Linked DNA regions of Homo sapiens: region 1 is linked to region 2. Evidence: read pairs that join two places in POLR2A ChIA-PET (ENCODE). Cell type or tissue: Panc1. All regions are shown on one strand. Each heading gives the region's core, and the rest is flanking DNA. Links, peaks and the distances in the headings are about the cores only.

What was found. ChIA-PET counts read pairs that join two places held together with the same protein. Peaks named below come from ENCODE experiments on the same cell type or tissue, not always from the same donor. Only the 100,000 strongest peaks of a DNase experiment are listed, where the experiment ranks them.
Region 1: POLR2A ChIA-PET joins it to region 2 with 12 read pairs; 3 of 35 experiments call an interaction of 5 or more read pairs at or near these places.

What each region holds. Positions count from the first base shown.
Region 1 is chr11:66,653,935-66,661,934 of GRCh38, forward strand. It overlaps a transcript of RBM4 not described here. Among named protein-coding and RNA genes, the nearest start is that of RBM4, 19 kb to the left of the region's middle. In Panc1, for the core only: no CTCF peak of the experiment used is centred there; no DNase peak of the experiment used is centred there.
Region 2 is chr11:66,721,563-66,737,492 of GRCh38, forward strand. It overlaps SPTBN2 (spectrin beta, non-erythrocytic 2), which reads right to left and starts at 7,654. Exons shown (of 38, transcript NM_006946.4): 1 at 7,179-7,654. In Panc1, for the core only: no CTCF peak of the experiment used is centred there; no DNase peak of the experiment used is centred there; H3K4me3 peaks cover 1,488 bases; H3K27ac peaks cover 242 bases; H3K27me3 peaks cover 3,766 bases.

The DNA of each region.
Region 1 (8,000 bases), core at 1-8,000, 72 kb before region 2:
TAGTCTCAGGTACTTGGAAGGCCGAGGTGCAAGGATCGCTTGAGCAGCCCAGGAGTTCAAGTCCAGCATGGACAACAGCAAGACCCTCTCTAAAAATATTACTTATTTTAGAGACAAGGTCTTGCTCTGTCATCCAGGCTAGAGTGCCATGGTGTTATCTATCTCACTGCAGCCGTAGCTCGCAGGCCCAAATGATCCTCCCGTCTCAGCCTCCCAAGTACTTAGGACTACAGGCATATGCCACCAAATCCTACTATTAGAAGAATTTTATTTTTGGCCGGGCGTGGTGGCTCACACCTGTAATCCCAGCACTTTGGGAGGCTGAGGCGGGCGGATCATGAGGTCAGGAAATCGAGACCATCCTGGCTAACATGGTGAAACCCTGTCTCTACTAAAAATACAAAAAAAAAAATTAGCTGGGCGTGGTGGCGGGCGCCTGTAGTCCCAGCTATTCGGGAGGCTGAGACAGGAGAATGGCGTGAACCCGGGAGGCAGAGCTTGCAGCGAGTCGAGATAGTGCCACTGCAGTCCGGCCTGGGTGACAGAGTGAGACTCCATCTCAAAAAAAAAATTTTTTTTATTTTTGAGACAAGGTCTCACTTTGTCCTCTAGGCTGGAGTGCTGTGGTGCAAACATGTCTGACTGCAATCTTGATCTCCCAGGCTGAAGCTATCCTCTCGCCTCAGCCTCCTGGGTAGCTGGGACTACAGGCACGCACCACCACGCCCAGCTCAGTTTTGATTAATTTTGTTTTTTTTTTTTTTTTAGAGGCAAGGTTTTCCCATTTTGCCCAGCCTAGTCTTGAACTCCTGCGCTTAAGTGATCATCCTGCCTCAGCCTACCAAAGTGGTGGGATTACAGGTGTGAGCCACTGTGCCCAGCCTACAGATAATTTCTTTTTATTTTTTGAGATGGAGTCTCCCTACGTCGCCCAGGCTGGAGTCCAGTGGCGCCATTTCGGCTCACTACAACGTCCGCCTCCCAGGTTCAAGTGATTCTTCTCCCTCAGCCTCCTGAGTAGCTAGGATTACAGGCGCATACCACCACGCCCAGCTAAATTTTTTTTTTGAGATGGAGTTTTGCTCTTGTTGCCCAGGCTGGAGTGCAGTGGCATGATCTCGGCTCACTGCAACCTCTGCCTCCTAGGTTCAAGCGATTCTCCTGCCTCAGCATCCTCAGTAGCTGGGATTACAGGCATGCACCACCACGCCTGGCTAATTTTTGTATTTTTAGTAGGGATGGTGTTTCACCATGTTGGCCCTGCTGGTTTCGAACTCCTGACTTCAGGTGATCCACCCGCTTTGGCCTCCCAAAGTGTTGAGATTACAGGCATGAGCCACTGCACTCGGCACTTCTTTTCTTTTTTTTTTTTTGAGACAGGGTCTCACTCTGTCACCCAGACTGCAGTGCAGTGGGGTGATCTTGGCTCACTGCAACCTCCACCTCCCAGTCTCAGTTGGTCCTCCTACCCCAGCCTCCCGAGTAGCTGAGACTACAGGCATGCCACTACATCCCACTCGTATTTCTTGTAGATACAGGGTTTCGCTATGTTGCCTACGGTGCTCTTGAACTCCTGGGCTCAAGCGATTCTCACCTCGGCCTCCCAAAGTGCTGGGATTATAGGAATGAGCCATTGCACCCGGCCTGGGCCTCTTTTAAAAAAGTGAGATTTGAGCAATGAGTTGAATTAGATGTAAGTTAGCAACAGGTATCTGGGGGAAAAGTACGCCAGGTAGAGAGAATATCTTGAGCAAGGGTCTTAAGGTGGGAGTGTTCTAACAGTAAGGAGGCCAGTGGCAAAAGAGTGAGTGGGAGGAGAGAGGAGCAGAAGAGGTCAGGTAGTTAGCAGATCTAGTAGTTAATCTTCTAGGGCCTTTCTGGCCTTCACTCTGAGTCAACTAGTCTTGTAGGTTTTTAAGCAGTGTCATAATGTGATTACTTTTTTAAAAAATCAGCTTTTCTGAGTTTTTTTTTTAAACACCCTTTCAACCCAGTTTTTCCTGACTCTGGGAAGAACCAGGAAGAGACGGCCCTGAAGTATTCTTTTTTTTTTTAGATGGAGTTTTGCTTTTGTTGCCCAGGCTGGAGTGCAATGGTGCAATCTCAGCTCACCACAACCTCCGCCTCGCGGGTTCGAGTGATTCTCCTTCCTCAGCCTCCTGAGTAGCTGGGATTACAGGTGCCCGCCACCATGCCCGGCTAATTTTGTATTTTTTTTTTTAGGCGGAGTCTCGCTCTGTCACCCAGGCTGGAGTGCAGTGGCACAATCTCAGCTCACTGCAAGCTCTACCTCCTGGGTTCACGCCATTCTCCCACCTCAGCCTCTGAAGTAGCTGGGACTACAGGCACCTGCCACCACGCCTGGCTAATTTTGTTTTTGTATTTTTAGTAGAGACAGGGTTTCACTGTGTTGGCCAGGATGGTCTCGATCTCATGACCTTGTGATCCACCCGCCTCGGCCTCCCAAAGTGCTGGGATTACAGGTGTGAGCCACCGTGCCTGGCCTAATTTTCTATTTTTTTAGTAGAGACGGGGATTCTCCATGTCAGTCAGACTGGTCTCGAACTCCCAGCCTCAGTTGATCTGCTCACCTTGGCCTCCCAAAATGCTGAGGTTACAGGCATGAGCCACTATGCCCGGCCTGAAGTATTATTTTCAAACAATAAAATATACCAATTTTGAAAACAATTTGACACATTGTGACAATGTACTTTTTTGGGGGGCCTTTTGTTTTGTTTTTTAAAAAGATGGTGTCTCACTCTATTGCCCAGGCTGGAGTGCAGTGACATGATCTCGGTTCACTGCAATCTCCACCTCCCGGGTTCAAGCGATTTTTGTGCCTCAGCCTTTTGAGTAACTGGGATTATAGATGCATGCCACCATGTCCAGCTAATTTTTATATTTTTAGCAGAGACGGAGTTTCACCATGTTGGCCAGGCTGGTCTTGAACTCCTGACCTTAGGTGATCCACCACCTTGGCCGCCCAAAGTGCTGGGATTATAGGCACAGTCGTGAGCCACCATGCCCAGTTTGACAATGTACTGGTAATTTTGGTAACTGATGGTTACAATCTTGTTCCCATTGTTGCAATCAAAATACAGAACATTTTTGTCAGCCAAAAAGCCCTTGTGCCCCTTTGTAGTTAATCCTCAGCCCCTGATCAATTTTTTAGTCTTTTTTTTTTTTTTTTTTTTTTTTTAGGTGCGGTCTTGCTCTGTTGCCTAGGCTGGAGTACAGTGGTATGAGTATGGCTCAATGCAGCCTCAACCTTCTGAGCTGAAGCGGTCTTCCCATCTCAACCTTCCAAGTAGCTGGAACTACAGAGGTATGCACCATTGCACCTGGCTAATTTATTTTTTATTTTTATCTTTTGGTAGAGATGGGGTCTCCCTATGTTGCCCAGGCTGGTTAGGAACTCCTGGCTCAAGCTATACTCTTGTCTCAGCCTTCCAGACTACTAAGATTAGGCCGGGCGCGGTGGCTCACACCTGTAATCCCGGCACTTTGGGAGGCCGAGGGGGTGGATCACTTGAGGTCAGGAGCTCGAGAGCAGCCTGGCCGACATGATGAAACCCCGTCTCTACTAAAAATGTAAAATATTAGCCAGTTGTCGTGGTGCGCACCTGTAGTCCCAGCTACTTGGGAGGCTGAGGCAGAAGAATCACTTGAACCCGGGAGGTGGAGGGTGCAGTGAGATGAGATAGCGCCACTGCACTCTAGCCTGGGCGACAGAGCAAGATTCCATCTCAAAAAAAAAAAAAAAAAAAAAAAAAATTATAGGCATGAGCCACCTCGCCTGCCCCCTCCCCCACCTTTTTTTTGAGACAGGGTCTTCCTATGTCACCCAGGCTGGAGTGCCGTGTTCAACCTCCACCTCCTCCCGGGCTCAAGCAATTCTCTCACCTCAGCCTCCCGAGTAGCTGGGACCACTGGCGCATGCCAGCATGCCCAACTAATTTCTGTATTTTGTAGTTGTGGTTTTGCCATGTTGCCCAGGCTGGTCTTGAACTCCTGAGCTCTAGCCATTTGCCTGCCTCAGCCTCCCAAAGTGCTGGGATTACAGGCGTGAGCCACCTAGTCTGACCCTTTTTTAAAATTTTTTTTTTTTGAGATGGAGTTTTGCTCTTGTTGCCCAGGCTGCTGGAGTGCAACGGCACGATCTCGGCTCAGTGCAACCTCTGCCTCCTGGATTCAAGCGATTCTGCTGCCTCAGCCTCCCTAGTAGCTGGGATTACAGGCATGCACCACCACGCCCGTCTAATTTTGTATTTTTAGTAGAGATGGGGTTTCTCCGTGGTGGTCAGGTTGGTTTTGAACTCCCGACCTCAGGTAATCCGCCTGCCTCGGCCTCCCAAAATGCTGGGATTACAGGCGTGAGCCACTGTGCCTGGCCTAGTCTGACCTTTTTTTTTTTTTTTTTTTTTTTTTCGTTTTGTTTTAAATGGGCAACTAGAATAGGCTCAGAGATTCCCTGAAATCATTGTTAATTGTCACAATTTAGGGGGTTTCTCCCGCCAGGGATGTGGCTAAACATCCTCCAATGCACAGGAGGGGCACCTTTCCCAGTTATCACTAGTGCCAAGTTTGAAATCCTCTTCAAGACTTCATTCATTGCTTTGGCTTTGTATACCATATGGAGTTGTGCTGTTCAGTGTGGTAGCCAGAGACATATACAGTGCTGCGAGTACCAAATACCTATGGGATTTAAAAAATTAATATAAGCCAGGCGCAGTGGCTCACGCCTGTAATCCCAGCACTTTGGGAGGCCAAGGTGGGCAGATCACTTGATGTCAGGAGTTTGAGACCAGCCTGGCCAAGGTGGTGAAACCCCATCTCTACTAAAAATACAAAACTTAGCCAGGCGTGGTGGCACGTGCCTGTAGTCCCAGCTTCTTGGGAGGCTGAGACAGGAGAATTGCTTGTACCTGGGAGGCGGAGGTTCTATTGAGCCAAGATTGGGCCACGGCACTCTAGCCTGGGCAACAGAGCAAGAGTGTCTCTCAAAAAAAAAAAATATATATATATATATATTCAGTTTTTAATGCTCATTATATGTTGAAATGGTCATTTTTTTGCACATATTGGGTAAAAATACATTAAAATTTTTTTTTTTCCTAACCACCAGACTATCTGGGGAAAATAAAATTAATACAATTTAATTTCACCTGTTTCAGTTCCCTATGTGGTTTGCATTTGTGGCTCACATTGTATTTCTGTTATGTAACACTGATCCAGGTGCTAAAGACTCTTGATATCTCCAGTTTGAAACCTCTCTTCTGTGCTCAAGATTCAGGGATCTGGACACCTAGCTGACATTTCTTCTTGGTTCTTTTTTTTTTTTTTTTTTTTTTTTTGAGATGGAGTCTCACTCTGTTGCCCAGGCTGTAGTGCAGTGGCGCGATCTCGGCTCACTGCAAGCTCCGCCCCCCGGATTCAAGTGATTCTTCTGCCTCAGTCTCCTGAGTAGCTAGGACTACAGGCACGTGCCACTACACCTGGCTAATTTTTGTATCTTTAGATACAAAATTTAGAGACGGGATTTCACCATATTGGCCAGGCTGGTCTCGAACTACCGACCTCGGGTTCTGCCCGCCTTGGCCTCCCAACTTGCTGGGATTACAGGCATGAGCTACTGCACCTGGCTGGTTGTCTTAATACACCTCAAACTTGGTATATCTGAGATAGAGCTCCTGAGACTCCCCACTCTAAAATCATTTCTCCTTCAGTCTTCCTTATCCCATTCTCTCTTTCAGCCAGATTGCTGGTAGTCATTCTTACGCCCTCCCCAACCATTAGCAGCTCTTGATCATGTTTATATCACATGTTGCCTCTTTTCTCCATGTCTTTGCCACAGCCATAGTCTAGACCATGCTATCCTCTCCCACCAAGATGACTACAGTGACCTCCAGGTCCATCTTTTTCTTACCCTTGGGTCTTCAAAGTATTCTCCATTTAATAGCCAGAATGTTCTTGTGAAATGTATGTAAATCAGATGTTTCTTTCGTTACTTAGAACCTTTCAGCAACTTCCCCTTTTATCTAAAGTAAAATGCCCAATCCCTTAGTTTGAACGTGCCTTTCCTCTGTCACACTTTATTATCTCAGGCCCTTTTCCCTGCTTATCTATCCTTTTCTGACCATACTGACTCTCCTTTCAGATCCTTGTATACACTGAGCTCTTTCCTGCCTCAGGGCCTTTTTTTTTTTTTTTTTTTTAAATCTGAAGGGACCTTTCTCTTTACTGCTTTAGAGCTAACTTAACTTCAGGTCTTAGCTTCAGGATCAAGTATTGGAATGCCCTCCCAAACCACCTGTAGCTTAGTAGATATGTCCTCCCATTATTCCCTGCCATTGGACCCATTTTGTGTAATTTGTGGTACTTATCACAATTTCTTTTTTTTTGAGATGGGAGTCTCTCTTTTTTTTTTTTTTTTTTTGAGACAGAGTCTTGCTCTGCAACCAGGCTGGAGTGCAGTGGCACGATCTTGGCTCACTACAACCTTTGCCTCCTGGGTTCAAGTGATTCTCCTACTTCAGCCTACTGAATAGCTGGAATTACAGGCTTCTGCCTAATTTTTTTGTAGTTTTAGTAGAGACAGGGTTTCGCCATGTTGTCCTGGCTGGTCTCAAACTCCAGACCTCAGGTGATCCTTCTACCTCGGCTCCCAAAGTGCTGGGATTACAGGTGTAGGTAGGCCACTGCACCCGACCTAAACTTTTTTTTTTTTTTTTTAATTTGAGATGGAGTCTTGCTCTGTCGCCCAGGCTGGAGTGCAGTGGTGCGATCTCAGCTCACTGCAAGCTCTGCCTCCCGGGTTCACGCCATTCTTCTGCCTCAGCCTCCCGAGTAGCTGGGACTACAGGCATGTGCCACCATACCTGGCTAATTTTTTTTGTATTTTTAGTAGAGGCAGGGTTTCACCATGTTAGCCAGGATGGTCTCGATCTCCTGACCTCGTGATCCACCCGACTCGGCCTCCCAAAGTGCTGGGATTACAGGCGTGAGCCACTGCGCTCAGCCGTGCCCGGCCTAAACTTTCTAAATCTCAGTAGCCTTAATTGCTGGGAGAGCCAGTGATGCTACCTCATTGGGTTCTTGTGGATTTGCAGGGGTGACAGATACACGGTTTGAATTTGGCCTGGATTCTCAAAGGCCCTGCAAACCTAAGGCACTTCAGATTGAATTCATCTCGTCAGATTTTTCATTCTTCTCCTGCAAGTTCCTGGAGCTGATTCTATCATTTCTTGCATTTCATTTCTCCTCAGCGGCAGAGCCTAGCTCTGGTCTGAAGAAAGCCGAGATTGATCTTCCAACAAACTGACAGCTCTTCCCAGGAATATTTATTTCTCCCCTCCTTCCTTTTCCCAAATCTCCTAGGCCAGGTGACTTCCTGAGGACCAGGTTTGTAAGCAAAATCCTGACAAGCTATGAAACCAATCTGGGGCAAGTTGCTTCCCTTTTCTGGTCCATCTTGCAGGCAGCCAACCTTTTTCTGCCCTTAGGACAAGTTTCTAACAGCACCTTGAGTGCCCTGAGGGCCTAGTGTCTTTCTGTGCCATGCTGGAAACCTGAGGAAGGGGGTAGATCTGAGGCTACAGAAACCACATATGCCTCATTCATCACCATGTTCCCACATCCTAGCTCATAGTAGGAATTCAAACAGTTGATAAATGAATTCAGGAGCTTTTAGCGTTGAGAGGCCTCATGGGACTCTGAAATGGTCTATAGTGAGAAACTTGGTGAACTAAAGGAATTTTGTATTCACAATATGCAATTTATCATATAAGAAGTAAGGTTTAGGAATAAAAACATTGGCCAGGTGTGGTGGCTCACGCCTGTAATCCCGGCACTTTGGGAAGCCGAGGTGGGTGGATCACCTGAGGTCAGGTGTTCAAGACCAGCCTGACCAATATGGTGAAACCCCATCTCCACTAAAAATACGAAAATTCACCAGGCGTGGTGGCGCGCGACTGTGATCCCAGCTACTGGGGAGGTTGAGA
Region 2 (15,930 bases), core at 4,298-12,297:
GTGAAGAAAGGGGTGATGGGCTTCAGTGCTTCAGACAGCAGTGTGCAGCCCAGGGTAATGCAGGCAGCACATATGGGGCCCCACAGGCAATAATGACTAGAAAGTGGCATTCTTTCCTTCTACAAACTGTTTTGAGCCCATGATCAACCCAAGATGGCCTACTATACCCTGTAGGCAAGTTGAGAGAAAAAGACCCAGATTTGTTGGGCGCGGTGGCTCACGCCTGTAATCACAGCACTTTGGGAGGCCGAGGTGGGTGGATCACCTGAGGTCAGAAGTTCAAGACCAGCCTGACCAACATGGTGAAACCCTATCTCTACTAAAAATACAAAAAATTAGCTGGGCGTAGTGGCAGGCGCCTGTAATCCCAGCTACTCAGGAGGCTGAAGCAGGATTATTGCTTGAACCTGGGCGCACCTTAGAGCGAGACTAGTAGAAAAAAAAAAAGACCTAGATTCTGCTCTTGAGTTAAGAAAAAGTTATGATACGCCAGGAAGACTGACACACTGTTTAGCAAGTGCCCAGGAGTTCAAAGGAGGACACAGTATGCTTCTCTCCGCTTTGTTTCCTTTGGTTTGCCACAGAGAATGTTAGTAAGTACTCAATAAATGTCGGCTGTGACATATCCCTGCCATTGACATGCATCACGTCACCATAACTCCCTGTGGGGTGAGGGCCCACTGTTGTCCCCATTTCATAGATGAGGAAGCTGCACAAAAGATATTAAGTTGGCTGGGCGCGGTGTCTCACGCCTGTAATCCCAGCACTTTGGGAGGCCAAGGCGGGCGGATCACAAGGTCAGGAGATCGAGACCATCCCTGGCTAACACGGTGAAACCCCGTCTCTACTAAAAAATACAAAAAATTAGCTGGGTGTGGTGGTGGGTGCCTGTAGTCCCAGCTACTCGGGAGGCTGAGGCAGGAGAATGGCGTGAACCCAGGAGGCGGAGCTTGCAGTGAGCCGAGATCTCGCCATTGCACTCCAGCCTGGGCGGCAGAATGAGACTCTGTCTCAAAAAAAAAAAAAAAAAAAAAAAAGACATTAAGTTGGCTGGGGGCATTGGCTCACACCTGTAATCCCAGCACTTTTAGGAGGCCAAGGCGGGTGGCTCACCTGAGGTCAGGAGTTTGAGACCAGCCTGGCCAACATGGTAAAACTCCATCTCTACTAAAAATACAAAATTAGCTGGGCGTGGTAGCACACGACTGTAGTCCTAGCTACCGGGGAGGCTGAGACAGGAGAATCACTTGAAACCAGGAGGTGGAGGCTGCAGTGAGCTGAGATTGCACCACTGCACTCCAGCCTGCGAGAGAGAGTGAGATTCTGCCTCAAAAAAAAAAAAAAAAAAAAAAGACATTAAGTTACTGGTTCAAGGTCACGCAGCCGGAAGAAACAGTGCCGGGTTTTGAAAAGTTCTTTCTGACTCTGGGGGACACGCTCTTAATCGCAGCCTCTTGAACATAGAACATACACAGGTTCCTCAACCGTCTTAGAGGCTCATCCCAGACGGATGAGCAGCCGTGGCTCCTGCCTAGGGCCCAGGCTGGGGAAATGTGGACCAGCACTACTTACGGCTCTAACTTACGCAAACACACTCTGTCCTCAAAACTAAAAAATGAGGTTCAGAATATCTGCTGGGGATAAAAAAAAAAAAACCTCTACTGTCCAAAGTTCTTGTGTAATTTAGCATTCAGCAGCATTCAAGAGAGGAGGAGGGGACTGGGTCTGTAACTTTAACAAAACCCCCAATTTTGCATTTCTCCTAGCCCTACTTCCTAGGACCAGGGCTGTAGTCTCGGTAGTCTCGGGTTCTGGAAGGAAGGAGGTCTGGAGAATAGAGAAGTGCTGGGTGGTGAGACTCAGGTAGGTGGTGAGACTCATGGGCACACAAAGGCAGAACCTGGCTTCCATCATTAACTGATTCCATGAAGCTGAACCTGACCTACTTGAAGGTCAGGGTTGTCTGCCCCTCCCCTTTCTCCTAAAGAGAAAATGTGCACAAAGATTTTTCTTGGGAGGAGCATTAATGAGATGCAAGAGAGCTAAGGTCTAAGGCTTGTAGATTTGGGCTTTAATTCCCTGTAGAAGGAAAGGGAGCTTAATTTCTACGAGGCCTAGGACTCTTCTCATTCAAAATCCACCATTTCTCCCCACAGATTCTCTGGATTTGTTCTGTAAATATTTATATAAAAATATATTCTAGGGCAGAGTTGAATCACCCTGAGTAAAGAGTGCTGTGGGCAAGGCATGACCTGAACTAGCGTCACCTAATACTCTCAGCTTCTAGACGGGAAAGTAGTCCACACCTCAGGACCAAGTGTAATTCCATTTCTCTCGGCCTCTCAGATTAGTGCTTCCTAACCAGCAGCCACACTTAAGCTCAGCTCTGGGATGGACATCTCCAGCACTCAAACTCTCTCTGCACAGACCTGCCCACAAAAATGCCTACACCCAAGTTCCACCCTGCCCCCGCTTCGGTTTCCATGACCCCTTACTAGGAGTCACAAACTTACCAAGGCTAGCCCCCAGGAGTGTTTTGCTGGGCCAATAAGCTATTTTTAAATGACTGATTTTTTGGCCGGGTGCGGAGGCTCACGCCTGTAATCCCAGCACTTTGGGAGGCCAAGGTGGGCAGATCACCTGAGGTCAGGAGTTCGACAGCAGCCTGGCCAACAAGGCGAAACCCCCGTCTCTACTAAAAATACAAAAAATCAGCTGGGCATGGTGGCAGGTGCCTGTAGTTCCAGCTACTCGGGAGGCTGAGGCTGTCAAATTGCTTGAACCCAGGAGGTGGAGGTTGCAGTGAGCCAAGATTGCGCCATTGCACTCCAGCCTGGATGACAGAGTGAAATTTGTCTCAGAAAAAAAAAAAGACTGATTTGGATTCCTTTAGATGGGTCTACAGACTCAGCCACTTCACATATCTATGTTACCTGCCTGGCCCCAACTGTTGAGGTTTGCAAACCCTGCCTCATATTTTTGTACTCCACAAAGAGCAGAAACTCAAAGAAGCTAACCATCTGACCCTGTCTCCAAACCACAGTAGCTCTGAGGCCCCTGTAAGCTGCACAGAACCTAAACATGGACTGCTTAGGCTTATCTTTGGGGATCCAACTTGGTCCTCCCAAGGGGAGGGGCAGACAACCCTGGCCTTCAAGCAGGTCAGGTTCAGCTTCATGGAACCAGTTAATGATGGAAGCCAGAAAGGTTCTGCCTTTGTGTGTCCATGGGCACACACCTCCCTACCTACCCGAGTCTCACCACCCATCACTTCTCTCTTCTCCATACCTCCTTCCTTTCCAGAACCAGAGACTGCCAAGACCACAGCCCTGGTGGTAGGAAGTAGGGCTCAGGAGAAATGCAGAATTGGGGGTTTTGTTAAAGTTACAAAGGGGCCCAACTGGGAGCCAGACCCTCCAGGGAAGTCCAACTGTTAGAATGTCTCTGCGGATTCCTACCATTACCAGGAGAAAGTATGGAGCTAGAACCTCCTCTTCCCCCAAATAAAACCTCAGCCACTTAAATGCTCCTCTCTCCAAATTGAATTTGAAGCATGCATGCTGTGTGTTCTGAGTTTCCAGAAATGCTGTGATATGGATCAGGAACCAAGCTGGCACTGGTGTCCTTAGATCACAGACCCCCACAGGGCCACCATGTTGCAACTCCACAGCCTTCCATGTGAATGGTGCTCTCTGGCATTGTTCAGCATGTGGCTCTGAGGCTCTGCTACCTTTGTGTCTCTAGGTCTTGGTTTCCAAGCATTCTGGCTCTGTAGCTCCCTGGCCTTTTGGACAATATGCTGTGTTCTCAGCTTGTGTCCCCTGCTGCCATCTCTAGATTCCCACTGATTTCTATTTGCTTTTCTCCTACACATATCCAGCGCTGGTTTCTTGCCACTGAGTAGATCATTCCTCACCTATGACCAGGGTCTCCATGCTCACATTTCCTCAGTCGGCCAGCAGCCCCCCAGCTTCATGACCCCCTGTCATGAGGAAGCTGGAGAATCCTCAATCGTCCTCTCTTCCACAGATTCCTGAAGTCTGGCAATAGGGTGGTGCAGTAGCTAATCCAGATTACAGTCTCATCATACCTTATTCTTAGCAATTGACCTCAAGGCCAGGCCCAAGTAGCTTACACTGTTAGTGCTAGAAGAATGCCAACCCCCGCCGGCTGCAGGCTTGGGGTCCTGCTGGAATGTACTCCAGGCGCTGCTGGAGGCAGACTAGGCTCACCGTGCCGATCCTCCAGGGCAGTTTTCCTCTCTTTCAGCTGACATGTTAAGCTAGAAATCCTATACCCTGGGCTACAGGCTGCCTTGTATCCTAATTCTTCCTCTCACCACATCCTGCTCCTGATGAATTATTTCCCTCCCTCAGAGTTGATCATTCCCTCCTCTGTGCTTCCAGGGCACTTCGGCATGCAGCTAGTATTGTACTTATCACATCGCATTACGGTTAGTTGTTTACGTGTCTCTCTGCCCGCTCCACATTTAACTCATTGAGGACAAGGGCTGTCTTACTCGTTTTGGTGTTTTTCCAGACTCAGTACAACAGATATTCAATAAAGAGATATTGAATGACTTGACTATAATTCATTTTTTTTGGCCATGGAATTAATGTCTTTCTTAGGACTAGAGAGAAGCTCAAGGAAAGAATGAACACGGGATTGGAGAAGACCTGCTCCTGGGCTGGAATACTTTCAGGGTTGAGCTCAACAGCTCAGGTCTGGGGATTCTCAAACTTCCATGAATCACAACAACCTGGAGGACTGTTAAATCACAGGTCACCCCCCCATCCCCCAGTTTACGATTCAGTACTTCTGGGGTGGTACCTGGGAATGTGCATTTCTAACCTGTTCCCGGGTGACACTGAAGCTAATGGTCTGGGGACCACACTTTGAGGGCCACCCTTGTCCAAAGATGAGAAGCAGCTGGAATTGGTTAGAGGAGCCATGAGTGTTGAGAAGACACAAAGTTTCAGGGGTGAGTGTGACCCAGGGTTAGCTTCTAGGTCTGCTCAGGCCCTACCCCACACTAAACTCAAATATCACTTCCCCTCAGGAGCTCAGGCGATGGGAGAGGAAGATGAAGATGGAGTAGGTACCACAGGTAATGAAAGAAACAGCACAGCGAACCGCAGATATGCGGGAGGAGAACGGCAGAGCTAGAGAAGTCACGGGAAGGCAGAGTTGAACAAATGACAGTGAGATGAATAATAGATTAGAAGAAATGGGGACTTTGGCAAAGTTCAAATCTTATTTGCTTCTAAGTATAAATGGGTGGACTGGCAGAGAGATAAAACGAAAAAGAAGTCACAAATCAGCTCAGGGCCTCCAGGAAGGCAAGAGAAAGATGGGCCCAGGGCAGAAGGAAGGAACAGCAAAACCCCGACCCACCTCTCAGACTGTGTTCCTGATCAATTCCCTCGGAGGAAGTTAGGAACTGGGCTGAAGAGGGGGACTGAAATTTTATTTTCTCTTCTAGAATCCTCCAGTTATGGCAGATTTATTCAAATATTCAGATTCTTCACTCCCTTGCTATCTCCCTTCCCCAACCCGGGGTCACATCAATTTCTCTAAGGGAAGAATGTAAACTCCATCCTATCTTCTCCTCGGCCAATCCTTTGCCTTTCTGAATAAGCCAAGAGGTTGCCCCACACCTCAAGCTAAGACACATATTTGGAACTCACTCTGCCCCTCTTCACCTTCAAGGAAAACTGGTTTGTTGCTACCTCTGCCCATACCTGAAACCCCCGGGCTCTCCAGCGTTGGAACTGTGGCTGCTCCGAGAGGGGGAGGGCAGACGACATGTAGCAGGTTAAGACCGGGGCAAACCTGCACCTCACACAAGCATGCAATGTCCTGGGGTCAATGGGGTAAAGTTCCAAGCGAGTGGAAGGTAAATCACGACTGTGGCACCGGAGCCGGAACACCCCCGCGAGCAGGCCTTGCTGGGTAGTTCCGTGCGGGGCGGACCGCACAGCCCTATCAGCTTCCTGGCCACAGAAACGCCGCACGCGGCCGCTTCCCCGCCGCCCGAAGCGTCTGCTTTCTCCCCGGGCCAGTTCCGGCCACCACAGCCAACCGCGTGCCCCTCTCCCACACACTGTGGGGGAACAGAAGGGAGCGCGTGGAGCCAGCTGCCAAAGAGGCGAGGAGGAGCCCACGCGGCTCCGGGGAGGAGGGAGCCCGGCTCCCGCAGTCCGCCGGGCAGAGGCGGCCGAGCGCGCCCCCAGCACCTGGCCCGGCGCCGGCCCGTCCGCCCCGCAGCCCCGGCGACGCGAGGGGCCGGCGCTGTCAGACCCGCTCCCAGCCTCGCCGCGAACGTGTCCGTCAGCCCTAACTGTTCCAGACTCTTCTCCCGGCTCCAGAGAGGCCCGAGTCCCCCCCCCTCGGCCTTGGCCCCCACCGCCCTCATCCCGGTACCTGTGTGGCTGGCACGGGACCCTCTCCGTCCCGTCCCCGCCTGCTCCCGCCCCGGCTCACCCCGGCCGCCGGGACCCGACCCCGACCCCGACCCCGACCCCGCCGACCGCACGCGGCCGGACAAAGCGCGCCGCCCCGCGGGCCGGGACAAAGCGGGCGGGGCGCCGGCACCTACCTCGGCGCGGAGCCGCGGCCGGGCGGGCGGGGGCGCGGCGGGCGGGGGCGCACCGGTAGTTGCCGCGCCTGCAGCCCGGCCGCGACGGGCGGTTGCAGGCAGCGGCCGGGCGCACGGCGGGCGGCGGGCGGGCGCTGTCACGGGGCGCAGGCGGCGCGGGGGGCGCGCGGGGCGGGCGGCGGCGGGGCGCGTGGCGGCGGCGCGCGGGCGCGAGCGGCGGGACTGCGGCGCCGCGGAAGGAGGACAATAGCCTCCCCCTGCCGCAGGCCGCCGGCTCCCGCGGGAGGCCCGGGACCATCTGGAGCCGGCGGCCCCGCGGGGCTCTGGGCGGGGCCCGAGTCGCCCCTTCCCCGCCCAGCGCCATGGCAACCGAGGCCCCTCTCGGTGCTCCCCGCCGCTCCCCGCCCGGGGTAGTTGACCTGCCTCGGGGCGAACGCGGCAGCAGCTCCGAGGCCGGCTGCCGACCCCCAGCCACCTTCCGTGCGGGGTCCCCCCAAAACCCCGCCTTCCCGTCCTCGCTGGTCCCTGGGTCCCCCACCACAGCTTACAGGTCTTGATCTCCCCGGTTCGGACACCTCACCTTTGTCCCTATTCTGCTTTTCCTCCAAAATCCGTATCCCCGAGACACGCGATCCTTCCTCTAATGACACTGCCGACGAGGTTTCCCGAGATCCAGCCTCCGTTCCCCTTTCCTCTCCGGGCACCTCCAGTCCGTCTCCGCTAAGCATTCCTCTCACCCGTCCCCTCGCTCTCGCGTCCTCCTTCAGGCAGCTGGGCCGGCTCTCCCTCCCAGAACATCTCCATGGCACAGTGAAGATTCGTCTTCTACAGATCAGATGCTCCAAACAGGCATCTCAGCGCTTCTCAGCTCCTCTCATTTATCAACCAGGAGAATTCCGGCCTAGTCACCGTCTTGAGGGGGGTGGGGGTGGGGGCAGACATTTCTAGGCCTGACACGGCTGGGTTTCTCCTTGGTTTGTTAGCGTCTGAGTGGTCTAAGGTCCAAGGTCCTTAACCAAGGTGAACTGCTGCCTGCTTAGGAGAGGAAGGAATTATGCCCAAATCATGACAAACTCACAGAGTGCCAGGTGGGTGCTAAAAGCGCATCATCTCATGTGACACTCCCACCCCCACTCCAGCTCTGAGAAGTAGGTGCTGTTCTTCCAGATTAGAGAACTCAGCTCAGAGATGAGCCAGTGGTAACAGGGTGAGCTTTGTACAGAGCCGTTAGGTTATGTACTGCCCCTGAAGATGAGGGCCCGTTTCTATCCAGGGAATGCCTGAAATGGTCAAGTAAGGGCACTCAAAGAATGGGCTTTGAGTGAATTATTGGATTTAAGGTTTTATAATAGATTTATGGGTAATTTAGGATTTTGCTCCTTTCTGAAAAGGTATGCATACTGAAACAAATATGTGCAATTGAAGTACTTTCCAGATATGGTTTTGACAACCCTAACTAGTGGTGTCATCTACCTCGCCTTGGTTTTCCTAGTCTATAAAATGGGTTGGGAGGAGGGTTGGGGAGTTCCATTGAAAGATTACTTTGAAGTTCTCTCCTAGCTCTGATATCTGTGCTTCTACCACGAAACTGGAACTGGCTCTCTGGTGTGTACCTCACAGTTAGCTGCATTTGAGGCTATTTATTATTATTATTATTTTGAGACGGAGTCGTGCTCTGTCACCCAGGCTGGAGTACAGTGGCTTGATCTCGGCTCACTGCAACCTCCTCTTCCCGGGTTCAAGCAATTTTCCTGCCTCAGCCTCCCGAGTAGCTGGGATTACAGGTGCATGCCACCATGCCCGACTAATTTTTGTATCTTTAGTAGAGTCAGAGTTTTGCCATGTTGGCCAGGCTGTTCTTGAACTCCTGACCTCAGGTGATCTGCCTGCCTCAGCCTCCCAAAGTGCTGGGATTACAGACGTGAGCTGCCGTGCCAGGCCTGAGGCTATTTATTATTTTTAATAGCCACTCTTTCAGGCAATGGCATTAAAGAAACAAGGGCATAAACTGCAACTCTTCCCAGAGGTAGGATTATGTGTTGGTTGGTTCGGGGGAAGGAGGCACCAACCTGTGCATGACGGTCATCAGGGACACTTGGTCAGGGACATTAAAGCTGATGGGATGAGAATCAGCTGCCCATGGCCAGGCGCAGTGGCTCACCCTTGTAATCCCAGCACTTTGGGAGGCCGAGGCAGGTGGATCGCGAGGTCAGGAGTTCAAGACCAGCCTGGCCAACATGGTGAAACCCCTTCTCTACTAAAAATACACAAATTAGCCAGGCGTGGTGGTGGGCATGAAATCCCAGCTACTCAGGAGGCTGAGGCAGGAGAATCGCTTGAACCCGGGAGGCAGAGGTTGCAGTGAGCTGAGATTGTGCCACTGCACTTCAGCCTGGGCAACAAGAACGAGACTCCATCTCCAAAAAAAAAAAAAAAAATTAGAGAATCAGCTGCCCTGCCAAAGGAACTGGAACCACCAAGCTGCTGCTGCTGTACTGGTTACGGGAACTAAGGGTCTCAATGACAGCCTATAATATCGTGACCCAATTAGAAGTCAAGGGTATTAAGTCTTATGATTAGCAAAATAATATCTTTTATAATTTCCTATTTTCAGCATTTCATAATCCTTCAAGAAGCCTTGTAAGATAAACATTCTCATTCTTATTCTATTGATGAACAGACTGATGTTCAGACACCTAAGTGAATGTACAAGTTCACAGAATTAGTTCATGGTAGAAACTCCAGGTCTTCTGAATCCTAATATGTTCTTTCCTCTCTGCTAGACAGGGAGTATAGCAGAATGGTTAAAAGCATTGATTTTGGAGTCAGACTCCTTGGGTTTAAAACATAGTTCTGCCACCCACTGACTATGTGACCTTGGGCAAGTTACCTCCCTAGGATTCAGTTTCCTTACATGTAAAATGGCACCATAATGTGGGGAACATCAAATGAATTATTGCAGGTAAATGAATTATATGCAGCACATAGTAAGCACTTAATCAGTATCAGCCGTTATGATTTTACCGTATTATTTCCCATACTGTTTCCCGATTTGGAGAGGAAGCACATTGAATAAAGAGAACACTGAGATCACCTATCTCAGCTCTGTGACTGGGTTGCTTTGGAAACTTGTTATTTTGCTCTGTAGTGAACCAGTACAGTCAATGATGAAGAAAATATCTGGTTCCTTCTTATTTGAGTTGCAAAAGCGAATGGAATGATATCCACCAAGTTTGTTGAGCTTCTCAGTGAATCCACATTTGCTGCTTACATTACCAAGATTCATGGAAAGGTTTTGGCTCTGCCCACCAAACATACATACATAGCCGAATTCTCAGTTCTTGTTTCAATACCAGGGAAGAGGTGTCCCTCTTTTCACCTAAGATGGATTCTTCTGGCTCCTATGCTAAGTCTCATCCCCTTCTGCAGCCTCACGGCCCTCACTGCTGTCTCTCAGCTGGTTCCTTCCCATCAGCATTTAAACATGCTCAAGCATTTGCCAGCTTAAAAAATAATCAAGAAGCCCCGACTTCCCTCCATGCATTCCCCTTGCTCTTTATGTTCACAGTCTTCCTGAGTCATTTGCACTCATTGGCTTCACTTCCTCGCCCCTGCTCAATCAAATATTTATGCAAAAACTATATGGCTAATTATATACCAGGCACTGTGCTGGGATCTGGGGATATAATGATGAGTAAAATGGATACTGTCTGTTTTCTCTTGGAAGAGCCTGTGGTGGGATTGACAGACATTAATAAAATAACCCATCAGATATATAACCACAAAGTATAATGAGTGTTATGAATGAAAAGTTCAGGATGTTAAGAGAGAACTGAACAGAGTCATAACCTCAGATCACCTGAGCTGAGATCTGAAATATGAGAAGCATTAACCAGACAGAGTGGGGAATAATAATAGCTGTTACTAACATTAACGTGGAACTGTATTTCTAATACTTTACACATAACATTTCATTTAATCCTTTATAACAACTCCAAGAGGTAAGTATTAACCCCATTTCACAGATGAGGAAATGGAGACATTGAGAGATTAAGTACCTTACTCAGGGTCATCAAACCAGGCAAGGGTAGAGCTGGGATTTTAACCCAATCTGACCCTTGAACCCATGTTCTTAGCCACAGAGCATATGGCTAACAGGCCTGATGTTGCAGGACACATGGTGTACATAGGAAATGGAGAAAAGAGGCCGGGTGCAGTGGCTCACGACTTTGTAATCCCAGCACTTTGGGAGGCCAAAGTAAGCGGATCACAAGGTCAGGAGATTGAGACCATCCTGGCTAACACAGTGAAACCCCTTTTCTACTAAAAATACAAAAAAATTAGCTGGGCGTGGTGGCATGCGCCTGTAATCCCAGCTACTCGGGAGGCTGAGGCAGGAGAATTGCTTGAACCCGGGAGGCAGAGGTTGCAGTGAGCTGAGATCATTCCACTACACTCCAGCCTGGGCAACAGAGCAAGACTCTGTCTCTCAAAAAAAAAAAAAAAAAAAAATGGAGAAAAGAGGCTGCGCGCGGTGGCTCACGCCTGTAATCCCAGCACTTTGGGAGGCTGAGGCAGGTGGATCACCTGAGGTCAGGAGTTCGAGACTAGCCTGGCCAACATGGTGAAACCTCATCTCTACTAAAAATACAAGAATTAGCCGGGCGTGGTGGCAAGTGCCTGTAATCCCAGCTACTCGGGAGGCTGAGGCAGGACAATCTCTTGAGCCCAGGAGACGGAGGCTACAGTGAGCTGAGATTGTGCCACTGCACTCCAGCCTGGGGGACAGAGTGAGACTCTTTTTCAAAAAACCAACCAACCAAAAAAAAAAAAAAAAACAATACAAAAGAAATGGAGAAAAGACCAGGGTGCAGGGAAAACAGAGGGGAAGAGGGAATGTGTAGAGAATTGCGACTGGGGAGATAGGCAAGGGCTAGATCATGCAGAGCTTTTTATGTCATTATTTAAAGAATTTTGATTTTCACCTTTAGAGCCCTGAGAGACTATTGAAAGGTTGAAATAAGGAAGTGATAGGATCAACTTTGTATTTTAAAAAGGTCACTGTAGCTGCTATGGGGGGAATAGGTTACTCCAGTTGCTATGGAGGGGTGCAAAGATGTGTGAGAAACCAGTTAGGAGGCTACCACTGTGGGTAGGGTGACAGAGAAGATGGTAGCTTGAACTCAGTTGCTGGCAGTGGAGATGGAGTGCACAGGTTGAAAGAATTAACCAGATGTGGTGATGGGATAGATACAGGGGTGGTGGTGAGGAAAAAGGGTTAGTCAAGGATGAGTTGTGCAACTGGAATAATGGAGCTACTATTTGCTGAGATGAGGAATACTCCAGGAAAACCAGGTTTGGGTGGAGAGATTGTTGGTTTTGGAACCTAGGTTTGAGGTATCTTTGAACCAATCAAGTGGAGATATTGAGTAGTCAATTGTATATGGGCGTGGACTTTAAAGGGGAGGTCTGGACTTAAGATACCCATTTGGAATACATCAGTGTAGAAATAGATGGTAATTGAAGGGGATAGATGAGCATTGATACAATTGACTTAATCCAATGCAACAGAACTTCCACTCTAAAGCTGCTTTCAACAAGGTTGTCAATAATCCTATTGCACCTGGCTAACAAGGTGAAACCCCGTCTCTACTAAAAATACAAAAAATTAGCCGGGCGCGGTGGCAGGCGCCTGTAGTCCCAGCTACTCGGGAGGCTGAGGCAGGAGAATGGCGTGAACCCGGGAAGCAGAGCTTGCAGTGAGCCGAGATTGCGCCACTGCAGTCCGCAGTCTGGCCTGGGCGACAGAGAGAGACTCCGTCTCAAAAAAAAAAAAAAAAAAAAAAATTATCCTATTGCAAAATCCAGCTGTTAGTTTCCAATTGCTGTCTTACTTCTCCTCTTGGCAGCAATTGACTCTAATTATGCCCTGCTTCTTGAAATTTTCTTCTTTTGTTATGGGGTTGCCATTCTCTTGGTTTTCCTTCAACCCTTGTGGTCCTTCTCTGTTTCTTTTGTGAGTTCCTTTTCTGCTTGTCGCTTAATTTTGTTATTGATGGTGGTGTTTTGTCTAGGCCTTTTCTTATTCTCTGCGCTCTTCCTGGGCCATCTTATCTACTGTGCGGCTAGAGTAGTCTCTTTAATACATCAGACAGATCATTCCTCTTCTGGAAACCCTTCAGTGGCTCCCCACTGCCCTTGGGACAAAGTCCAAAGTTCTTAACCAAGTTTGCACACCCTGCTTACCTCTCCAGCCTGGTCTCTCACCACTTGCACTTGGCACTCTGTGTCCTCACCATAAGGAACCTCTTAGAGTTTCCCCAGTGTTTATGGGATTTTGAGCATGCTCTTCCTTCTGGTTGGAATCGCTCTTCCTCTTCCATTCACCCAATGTTTACTCATCCTTCAGGTATCAATTTAGATGTTACTTCCTCTGGAAAGCCCTCCTTGAGCTCCAAGTCTGGGACAGGGGCATTCTGAGAGCACTCCATACTGGATTGTCACTGCCCATTGGTTGTGTTCTCTTTTACAGCATGAGCGCCATGAGGGAAGAGAACACAATTATTTCACAGTTGTATCCCCAGCAGAGCAAACATATAGATATCTGTGCAATAAACTAATGAATGGAAGAAAAGACCTTGGGAGAGAAGAGGAGTCCTTATTGTCAGTAGATGAAACAAAATGTTTTCATATCAAATGATGTATTTCCCATTTCTTTTATCCCTAATCTATCTCCATCACTTAAGCAGCAGCAGCAGCAGCAGCAACGGCAACAGCAAGTAAGTGCTTTGTAGATGCACTGCCCTCTGCATAGGGATGATACAGAGAGATCAAAGTTAAATTCTTCACTTTGGAACCCTTTATTAGACCCTTTAAAATCTACAGCAGAGAGCTGGGCACAGTGGCTCCTGCCTGTAATCCCAGTATTTTGGGAGGCTGAAGCAGGTGCATCACCTGAGGTCAGGAGTGGGAGACCAGCCTGGCCAACATGGTGAAACCCTGTCTCTACTAAAAATACAAAAATTAGCCAGGCGTGGTGGCGCATGTCTGTAGTTCCAGCTACTTGGGAGGCTGAGGCAGGAGAATTGCTTGAACCCAGGAGGCAGAAGTTGCAGTGAGTCGAGATTGTGCCACTACACTCCATCCTGGGTGACAGAGCAAGACACCGTCTCAAAAAAAAAAAGAAAAAAAAAAATTAAGGAGAAGGGGGCTGGGAGGAGAATCCTAAGAGACTGAGAGACTGAGTTTAAAACTTGCAACGATTGACGGCTGGGCATGGTGGCTCACGCCTGTAGCCCTAGCACTTTGGGAGGCTGAGGCAAGAGGATTACTTAAGGCCAGGAGTTCAAGACCAGCTTGTGCAATAATAGTGAGACCTCCATCTTTACAAAAACTTTAAAAATTATCTGGGCATGGTGGTGTATGCCTATGGTCCCAGATACTTGGGTGGTAGAGGTGGGAGAATTGCTTGAGCCTGGGAGGTCGAGGCTGCAGTAAGCCATGACCATGCCACTGCACTCCAGTCTGAGCAACAGAGTGGGACCCTGTCTCAAACAAACAAAAACAAAAAACCAAACTTGCAACGATTGCATTATTTATTTTTTTTAATCATCCAGCTCAAAATGTCAGATTGCGTTATCTTGATTGGTGAAGTTAATTCTTTTTTAGCTATCAGTAGAAATGAGAGCTGACGAACTAAGTTGAGAAATAAAGAAAATGACATATTTCCTCACTTGAGTCTATGACTTGAAATTGTAAACAAGCATGCTGCACAAGTAAAGGTCGGAAAGGTGGCTTGCTAGGGGAGCCTGATAGCTTCCGAGGACTGACCTGATTTCCTGTGATTACTTAGACCATGAAGTCAGCTTGGTCTTGGCCAGCTTGGGGCATGGTTTGCAAAGGATAATCAAGTATTCGAAAGCAAAAGTCTGCAAATGAGCCAAGATAAAGTGCCACATCAGATAGGGAATTCTAACAGGTGGGGGTAGGTGGAGGTGGGGTACAGAGGACTGAAGACAGTCATGCCTTGAGCTCCCTTACACAGTGTAGAAAAGTGTGGGTTCTCAGAGCCCCAAGGGATGTTCTAAGCTGAGCGATGCTGTGAGTGCATGCTGCTATTGATGAAATCGGAGAAAGTAGAACCGATTTGAGAACATGGAAATATTACATCCATTTATCTTTCTCCAGGTGGGACTCAAACCAGCACTTATTTATGGACGATCCCTCTCAAACGATTTTTAACTTGCAAACCTAAATGCCATTAAAAACTGGGCCCATATGAATGATTCAGACTCATCTGGGAGCAGTCTGGGACCAACCATGATTCTCAATACCTTTGAGTTTATCAGTCAATAACGAACCACTTTTTCTTCCAAGAAGCTCATGCCACTAACCCCTGTGAATACACAGACCTTTGAGAAAGTGTCTTAATTTGTTCAGCAGCAATAAGAAAAACAAGAAAAGAAAAAGTGTCTGATTACACTCATCTGCTTAAAATAAATTTTGATGGCATCTGTTTAATACTAATAACTGAGGGGGAAGGCTTCGGGGTTCCTCAGTTGAATTGCACTAGAAACTGAGTTGTACTAGAAAACCCAGGGCACTCAGAGAAGAATAGGTTTTGTGTACATCTTTGAAGCTATAGACATTTGAGGTCAGTTTTCTGTATCTCAGCCTAATTTACTTGTGCTGTGGCGCACAGCTAGTAGCTAGTCATGTCAACTACTATGGCTTCTGAAACTTCCAGGGTGTGAAGATATCAGACCGTGTTTGAATTCTGGTTCATCTTTTTCTAATTGTGTGAACTTGGACAAGGTATTTAACTTCTCTAAGCATGAGCTTCCTCATCTGTAAATCAGGGATAATTTTACAGAAGGAAGTTGTGATGAGAAATTAAATAGTGCTTGTCAGATGCATGACACCTGGTACCAGATAAGGGCCCAATAAGTGTTAGCTATTACTGTTATCATTATTTTACTTGTTTTGTATGTAGGCAAACCTTGCCTTAGGTAAAGTATAATGTATGAAAATCTAGATTTGCATAAAATGTTAAAGGGGGAGATTATTTGCATTACACAAGGATTCTTCAGTTTATGAAAGAACTGATAACAGGGTTTCTTTTAAACAGTCAACTTCTCAGTATGTCTAAAATGATTTGATTCATACAAAACTTGGCTTATACAATGTTTTAGGAACACAGCTAGCATACAAAGCACAGGATATCTATAATACAATCATTCAGGCCAGGTCTGAGCCACTGTGACAAGTTAACAATTACACTCCTGGGTATTCTCCACGCCCCTTTATAAAGGGATTAGATGGATTCTCTGTGG